Regions from separate parts of the Mus musculus genome. Here region 2 is linked to region 1. Evidence: chromatin loops called from intact Hi-C (ENCODE). Cell type or tissue: gastrocnemius. All regions are shown on one strand. Each heading gives the region's core, and the rest is flanking DNA. Links, peaks and the distances in the headings are about the cores only. Region 1 has its middle 28 kb from the start of Gm24221. Region 2 has its middle 17 kb from the start of Nxt1.

Region 1 (5,383 bases), core at 258-5,257:
GGCATATAAAGTTTGCGTGTCCAATGGGCCTCTCTTTCCAGTGATGGCCGACTAGGCCATCTTTTGATACATATGCAGCTAGAGTCAAGAGCTCCGGGGTACTGGTTAGTTCATAATGTTGATCCACCTATAGGGTTGCAGATTCCTTTAGCTCTTTGGGTACTTTCTCTAGCTCCTCCATTGGGAGCCCTGTGATCCATCCATTAGCTGACTGTGAGCATCCACTTCTGTGTTTGCTAGGCCCCGGCATAGTCTCACAAGAGACAGCTACATCTGGGTTGGAACAATAGTTTTAATGAAATGGCCCATGGTACAAATTCATTGGAATGTCCTTCTCTTTTTCCACACCCTGATGTTTTTAATCTAGGTCAAATCAGATTAAAACAGCTAGACATCTCAGGAAGGGCATTGTACAGACAAGACAATTGATTAAACGGTATCTGTTAAAAGATTTGCCGAGTATTTGTAAGTGCTGTAACTGTTCTAGGGACTCAGTGACATCAGTGAACAAAGCAAGGGATGGGCCACAACATACCTACATCCTGGAATTGGAAGCCAGTAAGCAGAATCTAAGATCAGGCCATCATCCCAACAATGAGGTTGTGGGACAGAGAAAAGACAGAGCTGGAGAGAGAGGGTATGGCAGAATTAATTAAAGGATGTGCTGGGATGTTTCCCTGAGAAGATGAGCCATGGCTTAAGGGAAGTGCATGAGCAAGTGTAGAGAAAGAATGTGTAAGCCTGGCATCACAGAGGCCACTGTGGACAAAAGTGGGTAGAAGGGAGAGTCACAGATGCTGACACTGAAGACCCAGATCAGACAGGTTTGAAAGGCATTGCAGGAATTTCTCTTCATTCAGAATTAATCAGAAGCAGGAGAGGCTGTAAGTACTGGCCTGACAGCAAGTGATTAAGATTTTTAAAGAGATCACTTATCCTGATGTCCTATTAATAATAGACTATAGATGGACAGGTATAAAAGCCTGGAAAACTACTCAATTGTGGTGTTTGGAGAAAATAAAAGGAGAGATGAAACTGGTTCTGCTCTTAGCATCCTGGGATGACAAACAATCTGGTCCAGGCAGAGTATGTATGGCATATAAGAGGACAAGCCAAGACCTGAGCTATTAAGATGATGGAGTTCTATCTGGGCAATACAGAGGAGCTGGACCTCATGGTGAAGACATGGGTGAGCCAGCCCTGAGGATATAAGAGAGAGAGAGCTGGCCCAGCTCCTTACTACATGCAGTACTTGGAGAATAGGCCCTGGGTACTTCAACTGGGAAGCAAGGAGGAGCTGGCTCTGGATGCACAGGTGAGATGGCCTTGCCTCCTGATGATGTCTGCTTTGGGTGGGTTAGCCAGAGCAGTGCTGAAGAGCTCACCCTAGTGGTGCACAAAAGGGGAAGCAACGAGATAACTGGGAGGAGACCCAGTGAGAATCCAATATTGATGGTGTGGCAGAAGCCAGAGGCCTTGAACAATGAACATTGGCAAGTGAAGATGTGTGGATAGAACGCTATACTATGGGATGCACTGCAACACACTACAGCTCCCACAATGAGACGTTTTGGTTTGTTTATTGATTGAGTGTTTATTTTCTTCTGGGGAGGGGGGGGGTGAGGTTGCAAGGGCAGAGGGCAGATACAGGGGGAGAGAGATGAGTGAAACTAGCTAGGGTGCATGATGTGAAACTCACAAGGAATCAATAAAAAGTTATGGGGAAAGATGATGGAGTTCACACTAACCAGTGTAGAGAAGGTTCACTAGGTCCAGCCTAAAAAACAAGAATTCTTCATCAGCTATGACCCTGAGACATACTTAAACATCCTAGTCTTATTTTTCTAGAATGATTTACTTTTTTTTTCCCAGAATGATTTTCAAGGCAATCATGAGAGATTAGGAGAGGAGTTGGGCTAAATATATAAACACAGGGTGTAGTCAGGCCTGGTCGCTCCTGCACTTGGGAGGGTGAAGCAGGAGAATGGTTACCAGTCTAAGACAAGCCCGAGCTACATACAGAGTGGGGTCCTGTCTCAAAAACAGAAAGATAATAGCAATAAAAAAGCATGAATGTCTAAGGATATTGATGTTATTTCAAGTCACAAAAGAAGATAGGATTATTTCTTAATGAAAGAAAAGACCAGGGGTGGGGTGGGGTAGAAAAAGAGAGGGACAGCTAAGTTAGAGAGGGTTCATCAATAACCCTGAAGAAACAAGAGTACCACAGTCCCTGCTGTGGCTCATTTGGAAACATTATACCGAGAGCTAATGGAACATATTAGAAACGAGAAGCAGTGACGTGTGCTTGCAATGGGGCCTGCTTTTTCTCCCAGGCTTGTCCCGACTCTGTCTTTTCTCTCCCGGTTGTTAGTGTCATCACACACTCACCCCAGCTTCAGAGGACTCTAAGAAGAGTCAGGGTGATGGCATCTAACCCCTGAACCATGCACAGCGAGGAGACCCGGGGCTTTTGCCTATAGGGACTAAGGGTCTGGAGGAAATCACAGGTTGACAGTTTTCTGTCTTCCTCCAAACAAGCAGCTGCCTAAACCCCAAGGCATTCTCATTAGCACCAGGACAATAGCCAAGGTCGCCTACCACCTTAACAACATCTGGGCTCCACTGCCTGGTCACGTGGATAGGGAAGTGAGCCGCCAACCAGCTATTTCCGCCTTAGTCCTGTCCCGACCCTCCTGATGGCCCCAGTGAAAAGCATCTTGTCTGACCTGAGCTGTGGCTCACCAGCCCAGTGACTAGTGGTCATGTAAGAAGGGTGAGGCCCTGGCAAACAGATCTGCTCGCTCTCTCTCTCTCTCTCTCTCTCTCTCTCTCTCTCTCTCTCTCTCTCTCTCTGTGTGTGTGTGTGTGTGTGTGTGTGTGTGTGTATGTGTGTGTGTGTGTGTGTGTGTGTGTGTGTGTGTGTGTGTGTGTGTGTGTGTGTGTGTGGTCTGACTGGTGTGGCACGGGAAGGATGTGCCCAGTTGCAGACTGAATTTCCAAACGGTGTCTTCTGCTGCCCTCTGCTGCAAATTATGCTTCATTGAAGTTGGCTCTCGGGCGTGATTTCTCGTTTACCTTCTTTAAGGCATTTGGATAGTTTTGTATTAGCATGGATGCACGAGTTGACAATACTTTATACTGAGAATGTCCTTGTGATACCCCCCAGAGTCAGGACTTGTTTTTCCTGTCAGTGCTGGAAAGACTTGTAGCAGTAGTATTATTGATTGATGGGATTTGTAGGAAGCCCTTGTTGATTATCTCAGAGTCTGTGCACACACTGATCCAGAGCACATGAAGATGGAAGTGGTGAGTATGTATTCCCCTAAGCAGGAACATGTGAGTGTCAGTCTGAACTCTGGCTTCTCCAGGGCCTTCCAGCTCTTTGTCCAGTCACAGCTCTGATCATCTGAACACCAAGAGATGGAAGTTTGGGTGCTTGTGGTCTTGTATGAAAGCAGTCGTGACCCCCTAAGGCTATATAAGCAGTTGCTAAAGTGAGCCCCCTAGCCCCATCCTCACCAATCCACCAGGTGGCTTCTATAGACATTCTTTGCCTGGATTTACAGGAACTGCCAAGGGTCTGGCTGTCTGAACTAAATGTCAAGACTCTACCTCTTCACAGTGGTACACAGTAAGTCTGTATGAAACACCTGCCACTGTGGAAGATGAGGGTCAAGACAACATTCAATAAAGATGCCAGCTCCCCCAAACCCCAGGCTCTTGTTCTCATTCTTTGCCAGTTGTGCAACACACAGCTCTCAGACAGCATGGGAATAACTTATTTTAATCACTGTCCCAAATAGGGAAGTGTTCCTCCATCCACAGCACTTGGTAGGGACAATCTGAAGATTGTCTCCTCTTCTTGCCCATGTCTCTTCTGTGCTAGCTTTCCACTGTAGTTAGCACTTATGAAACTCGGTGCACATCTGTCCCTCCTAGGAAGACCATCCATAAAGTTCTTGTCCACTTTATGGTTCAGCAGCAGCACGAAGAGCAATGGTGAGAGAGAAGGGAACATTGCCAAGATGCGACTTGGGTGCTGAACTCTGAAGCCTCCAAAACTGAGAGCACGGATAGTGAAGCAAATGGTGTTTTCCTGACACACAGAAAGTATTAATTAGATCCAGCAATTTCCCAGCTAAGTGCTGAAAGGGTCCCTGGTAATTAAAAAAGCTAATCAGATTTTCAAAGGGCACTCATACCATGTAAACATAAGGGGATTATACTTGCTGTTCTCAGTATGTCATTTTAAGCTGTTAGGGGTGAGGTGCTCTGGCTGTTTAATCTTCTAGTCAAGGCAACACAAGCCTATTGACTGCCCACCCTTAGGAGGGATAGAGGAACCCAAAACTGCCACTAAGGTCTCTCAAGCTTTGATAGTGCACAGAACAAATTGAACGTGTACACATGTACACATCAGTCCTACTGTTCAGAAAGCTATATAGCTCTTCTTGTTTGTTTGTTTGTTTGTTTGTTTGTTTTGCTTAAGTCACTCCAATCATCACTAAGTCCGTATTATTTTATTTTTAATCTCCACTCCCTATCAGTGTTTGCAAAGCACATGAGCCCAGCAGTTGCTGCTACCTCCAGAACAATTCTGCCTTTCTCAGACTTTCATGTTAAGTGGTTTCCATTGAGGTTTGGCCAGTGAGAACATATGACAAAAGACAGAGATGTAGTCACCAAGCTGGTCATAATGGGTCACAGTTACAATTTCAGTACTTGGAAGGCTGGAGCAGAATGATCACCTCAAGGCCGCCCTAAGCTACATAGTGAAACCTCATTTCCAAAATGAAAGAATAAACATAAAAGGAAAAAGGAAAGAAAGAACTGAGCAGAAGGAGAAGCTGGGGTATGTCTCTGCCCCCTCACTTCTTATGGTGTTCCTTGAGGTCCAGTCCCTCCTTTGGCACAGCTATAGCCAGATGACCTTCTCTTGAGTTCATTCCATTCTGAGACTGAATGTGGCCTTTGAAAGGCTCCCCTATCTTACATTGTCCTCATTAGCTCGTGGCAGATGCGTGAGATGCTAACTTACCTATCAGTTGTTCCAAGTGTATGAACAGTGTTTTGTACTAAATTCTTTCAGCTGAGATACATATCATGGGTTAGTTCCCTAACTGGAACTGGGGGCTGGAAATCCCAAGATCAAGGAGTCAGAAGGTCAGACGTCTGGTGAGAACAGCTGTCTGCCTCCAAGATGGTGCCTTGCTGTTACATCCTTTGGGGTTGGATGGAAACGCGATGTCCTTATACTTGTGGAAGCTAAAAGACAGGGGAGCCAAATGCTGTGAGGAGCCTCCTAATATCACCTATGAGGGAACAGCCTTCATGGCTTGATCACCTCTGAAAAGACCCATCTCTTGCCACCATCCCATTA
Region 2 (5,383 bases), core at 203-5,202, 530 kb before region 1:
TCCAGTTGTGGGAACATTTTGGAGCTAGATAAAAGTTGAGTAACACTGAATCTACTAAATTGCATTCAACCATTCACTTGAAGATGGTCATTTTATGTTGTATGACTTTTATCTCAAGTATTAAACAGAGGGAAAGAAAGAAATCCCTTCTTTCAAGACTTAAATGCCACATGTTCTCTGGTATCTCCACTGGTTTCTCAGCTACAGGTATCCTTAGAGACTTTCTTTTCCTACCCTGGGCCATCTGTTTGTACCTCTGACTTGGTGAGCACTGGGTCAGAGTCTGAGCCATGTTACTCTCTCCCTGTGAGCTCATACTGCGTCAGCCTTACCAGATCCACTCATGCTTCACAGTTCCTACTAGATCTACAGCAAGAGCCTCATTAGCTTTGGGGATGATTAGAGAAATCCAGGCAGATCAAGCAGAAAGATACAGGGAGATGGGGGTGTTTAGAACCAGGTAGATCTGCAAGGTCAAGAGTGAATTGTCTAATCCATGCATGCTCAGTTTCTGAATCTGCACTGCTGATGCAGACATGGGGATGGATGACTTGATGCCCTGGTGGGTACAGCTCTACTAGGTTGCCGTCCAACAAACTCTGTCTCTGCCTTCCTTTCTTCCCCTAATTGGTATACTGGCTCTTCTAAGCTGAGTCTAAACAGCTTTCCAAGGGGTTTTCCTGGGGTCAGAGAACTCACCCCTATGACTTCCTGTCTATAGCTCCCTTATGATAGATTAGTATACCAGTTGTCATCTGTATACTAAGCTATTATACCAGCTATCAACTATATACTAGACTAGCATATTAACTGCTCACAGTATACTAGACTAGCATGCCAACTGTTCACTTTATACTAAACTAGCATACCAACCTCCAATTATATACTAGACTAGTATGCCAGTTGATAAAGTATCTGCTTGTGCAAAGGTATGGACCCAAGTTTGGATACCCAGAACCCACATAAAAGCTAGATGCTGCAGCATACAGCTATAGAGTTAAATATATAACTCTAGCTTTGTAGACTGAGGTATGAAGATCACTACCTAACTAGTCTACTTGAATCGATGAGCTCCAGATTTATCAAGACCTTATCTCAAAGATAAGGTTGGGCCATGGCCAAGTCTTCTAGTTAGGGTATTCTTATGGCCCCCAATACCTAAGGGACTTCCTGCTGCCTCAAATAATCTACCCTCCACAGTTAGAAGTAAACAGAAGAAACCTAGAATGTTCTATAACCTGCTTTCTCATGGACAGAAGCTAAGGCTCCTTTGCGAAAGTGGTATCTCCTAGGCAGCTCACTCTTAGTGACTGGACATCCAGCCAACAAGATGTGGGTGCCTAGGAGCCACCAAGTCTGGTTCTTTCATCATTCATGTAAATGTTACAGCTTTGCTCCAGCTGGGGGAGATTTTCCCAGTGAAAGTGTTACAGCTCTTCTCTGAGAGGGATCCCAGCAATAAATCGTGAGCCAAAGAATACCACAAAGTCACTGCATAACAACCTCACACAAGGGATTTATTGGGGGAGAAAAGGCCAGAAGGGTGGCAGACTTTATATAGGGTTTCTTGCGGGAGGGGCACAGCTTTTCAGAGTGGCCTAGGATTGGTAGAATTTTTGTGATCTGATCTTGGAGCAAGCATAGGGATTGGTAAAGTTTCTGGTTTAGGGACTTATAGGATTTTGTGCTCAGGGATTGATGTGATTCTTTGGCTTGATTTTGAGGCAAGCACAATTGGTGGGATTGTTTCTTGGCTCTGGTCTTGGGCTATGGGTCAAGTTAGAGTCAGGGAGTTTTCCCCTTTGGTCATGGTCTTTTACCCTACAATTCATCTTCCCTGACTGGTGAGTACTACTCTCCTGGACTCCATGCCTAGTACAAAGCTCCAAGTTGTTCTATTAGTCTTGTATACATTTGGCTGTTGGCAGAGGGCATGGGTATGGTGACTCATTAGTTAAAGGCATCTGCTGTCTAGCCTGATGACCAGGGTTCAATCCCTGGAATCTATATGGTGGAAAGAGAGAACTGACTCTCACATGTTGTTCTCATGCGCTGACGACCCTGTCCTGCCTCAGTCTCTGGACCCCACTAGGTGTACTTCTTACACTTCTGTGGTCATGTCATGTTTTCTGCTGGTGGCTGTGTGTATGTGTAGGATTGGGTGTGGGTTAAGGTTAGGGTTTCTTTGGGGACTGAGTCAGGAGGATGCCTAGCCAACTTGGCTAAATTGATGATGTGCTCCAGATTCAGTGAGAGCCTACACCTCAAAAAACAAGATGAAAAGGCTTGATGAGTCTGCACAGCTGGAGTTACAGGTGCACATCAGAGCATATCTGCATATACACATACAAACACAAGAAATAAAAATAATATAAAGGACCATTAAAGAAAACATCTAATATTGATATATGCCTTTCGCACACTTGCACACCATATGTGCATTCACACCCACATCTGTACATACATACATACATGAACACATATATCATACATGAGCATATACATAAACAAGCTTCAGAATTCATAAAAAGGCATACTGACATTTGTAGGCTAGCCTTCAGCATCAGTTTCTAAAGCAGGAGCAATTTGCATTTCTAACCACCTCCTAGAATTGCTACTCCTGCCATCAAGGATAATACAGTAGGACCACTGTGCTGACTACAGTATAAACACTCACAGTACAGAAATCATACATTATCATCCAATAAAACAATTTTACACTACTTGACTGTTGATTCAGGCTCAAAGGTTGAGCCTCCATTTCCCCTGTTTGGAAGCTGCCTGCAGCTGGCCTACTCTTGGATGCTGAGTTGACATTTAAAGTATCTGCCACACGAGGGTGCTCTCGCCTATTCTAAGCACAATGCTAGGCTAAGATGCTGCACTGAGTTCCTGTTATCTCTTAGAAGGCATCTATTTCTCTCTTAGCTCAAACATTTGACAAACGGAAATTTCTAAGGATACCTCTCTTGTCTGAATGGATGGTGGTACACAGGGCTTTGTTCTTGTGGCTTTATTTTTTAGAATGTAGAAACTCTGGGTTTGTTTATCTGCTGTTTAAAGGCTCCAATCTTGGGTTGTTTCTGTCTCTGAAGTTCTTGCTAACAATGCTTCTTGGTTAGGATTTTAGGTACCTGGCCAGCACTTAAATAAAATAAAAATAATATAAAAGACCATTAAAGAAAACATCTAATATTTATGTATGCCTTGCACACTATATGTGCATTCACACCCACATCTGTACATACAGACATGAACACATATACCATAAAGGAGCATATACATAAACAACTTTGTACTAGACATGGGTCCAGGTGGGTAGTACATAAAAGGCAGAGGGGATGGTAAGGAACCTGCCCTGGAGGACCCCAGGCAGCCATTTCTTGTTAACCATATGCCACTGATTGTGAGCTGCCCAAAGGAGGTACCACTTCCACAGAGGACCCAGGTACTATCCATGAAAAACAAACAAACAAACAAACAAACAAACAAAACCAAAACAGGTTATCATAGAACATTCTAGGTTTTCTCTTCCTACTTCCAGCTATGGAGGGTACTAAGGGGAGCAGAAAGTCCCATCTCTATTGGGAGCCATAAGGATACCCTAAGAAGGTGCGCTAGCTATGCTCCAAGCTAATAAAACTAGCTAAAAATTTCTTGGCAATTTCCCCAATAAGAGTCACTAATGAATGGCTGGAGTTGATAAATCAAATGATTGAAATATACACTCACTTAGAATTTAGAGGTTGCTAATAAAAAAAAAAACCAAAAAACAACAACAACAACAACAAAAACCAGAAAAGCTTGTGGCGATTGCATGCACGTGCTAGTTACACCGGTGTAGCATTGCCCCAATTACCTGACAGAAAACTTACAGGGAAGAGGGATTTGTTTCAGCTCACTGTTTTAGAGATTATTGGATAGAATTTCATAATGGTTGGGATGTGACACACAAGGTTCTCTTCATTGCAGGCAGAAAGTAGAGATGAGCAGGAATACACTAGAACAAGATACTCCCAGCAACACACCCTTCATGGCCTGCTTCCCTTAGCAACAACTTACACTTTAAGATTTCCAGGACCTCCCCAAATTATACAACCATGTGGGAGCCAAGTCCTTAACACACGGGCTTTGGGGGGAATATTTCCTCTATTAGTTAATTCTTGTTGCTGTGACAAAGTGTTTGAGAAAACTAGCCTAAAGAAGGAAAGGTATATTGTGCCTTGAACATCTTGCAACTCCAGTGGAGGGAACATGAGACAGCTGGTTATGAGTCCACAGTCAGGAATCAAAGGGAGTTGAATGCTGGTGCTTAGAACACTTTCTCCCCCTTTTCCTTTCATTCTTCTGAGCATCCTGCCATGGGAAGGTGCTGTCCATTCTTGCGCGCGCAGGACTGGCCAGTAGTAACGACGCTGCAACAGGATCCTTCTGCACACGTTTATTGGGAGAGCTTTATTGCAGAGGCGAAGAGACCCCAAGCCCAGAATTGGTGCTGCTTATATAGGCCTAGGAGAGGCGTGTCTCACACCCAGATTGGTTATGTACTAAGCCTCATTTGCATGTTCCTCATCTGATTGGCTACTCTCTCTCTCTCTGTACCTCACAGAGCCTCATTATCATACCTCATTTGCATGTCTCACATCTGATTGGTTATACTCCCAAAGCCTCATTATCATGCCCGGGCCAGGCAGTGTCTTTGAAAAAACTTTACTGCATATGTACACATTGGTTGTTTGTCCAAACTTATGCGTGGTGGCCAGCAGTAGTCAGTGCCACTCTGCAACGGCACATGTGGCTTCCCACAGTCCATGTGTAGGAAAGACCTTCACATTCACAATTCAACCTCTCTGGAAATATCCCTCAGGCACACCCAGAGGAGTAGCCTCTAATTCATTCTGATCCAGTCAAGATGACCATGAGGATTAACAAGCTTTACCTATCCAAACTACAGCATTGGGGGATTTGGATTAGAAGGGAAAAAAAGACCAGGGACAACAAGCTTTTTTCCAGAACCTTCCTTTGCTCCTTGATAGTTACACTATAGCTACAACACTGGCTTTAACACTTCATAGAATTAAAGGTAGCCTCTTCTTAGAAAAGTTTCCAGTAAAGAAATAAAAAATGAAATAAAATGAATAAATCTTTGGAAATAAAAACAAACAAACAAAAAAAAAAAAAAAAGGAAAGAAAGAAAAAGAAAAGTTCCCAGCAAGTGGATAGAGTCACATGGCTAGGTGTTGATAACTCCTCTGCCCCAACCCCATGAAGCCAGGTGCGTTTAAGTGAGAAAGAATTACAAATATATTTTGTCTGCAGAATTCTGGTCTAAGTTGTTAGAGGTCATCAAAGTAAAGTCTAAGAATTACAGTCAGGCCCATCT

Evidence for each region. Peaks named below come from ENCODE experiments on the same cell type or tissue, not always from the same donor. Only the 100,000 strongest peaks of a DNase experiment are listed, where the experiment ranks them.
Region 2: a loop joins it to region 1, with 6 times the contacts of the local background. A loop is called at or near these places in 20 of 42 quality-filtered maps.

The regions. Positions count from the first base shown.
Region 1 is chr2:148,119,977-148,125,359 of GRCm38, reverse strand. No RefSeq gene overlaps it. Among named protein-coding and RNA genes, the nearest start is that of Gm24221, 28 kb to the left of the region's middle. In gastrocnemius, for the core only: CTCF peaks have their summits at 1,384 and 3,039 (motif pointing left); DNase peaks (open chromatin) are centred at 1,372, 2,685 and 3,000; H3K27ac peaks cover 606 bases.
Region 2 is chr2:148,652,619-148,658,001 of GRCm38, reverse strand. No RefSeq gene overlaps it. Among named protein-coding and RNA genes, the nearest start is that of Nxt1, 17 kb to the left of the region's middle. In gastrocnemius, for the core only: a CTCF peak has its summit at 2,822; a DNase peak (open chromatin) is centred at 2,834.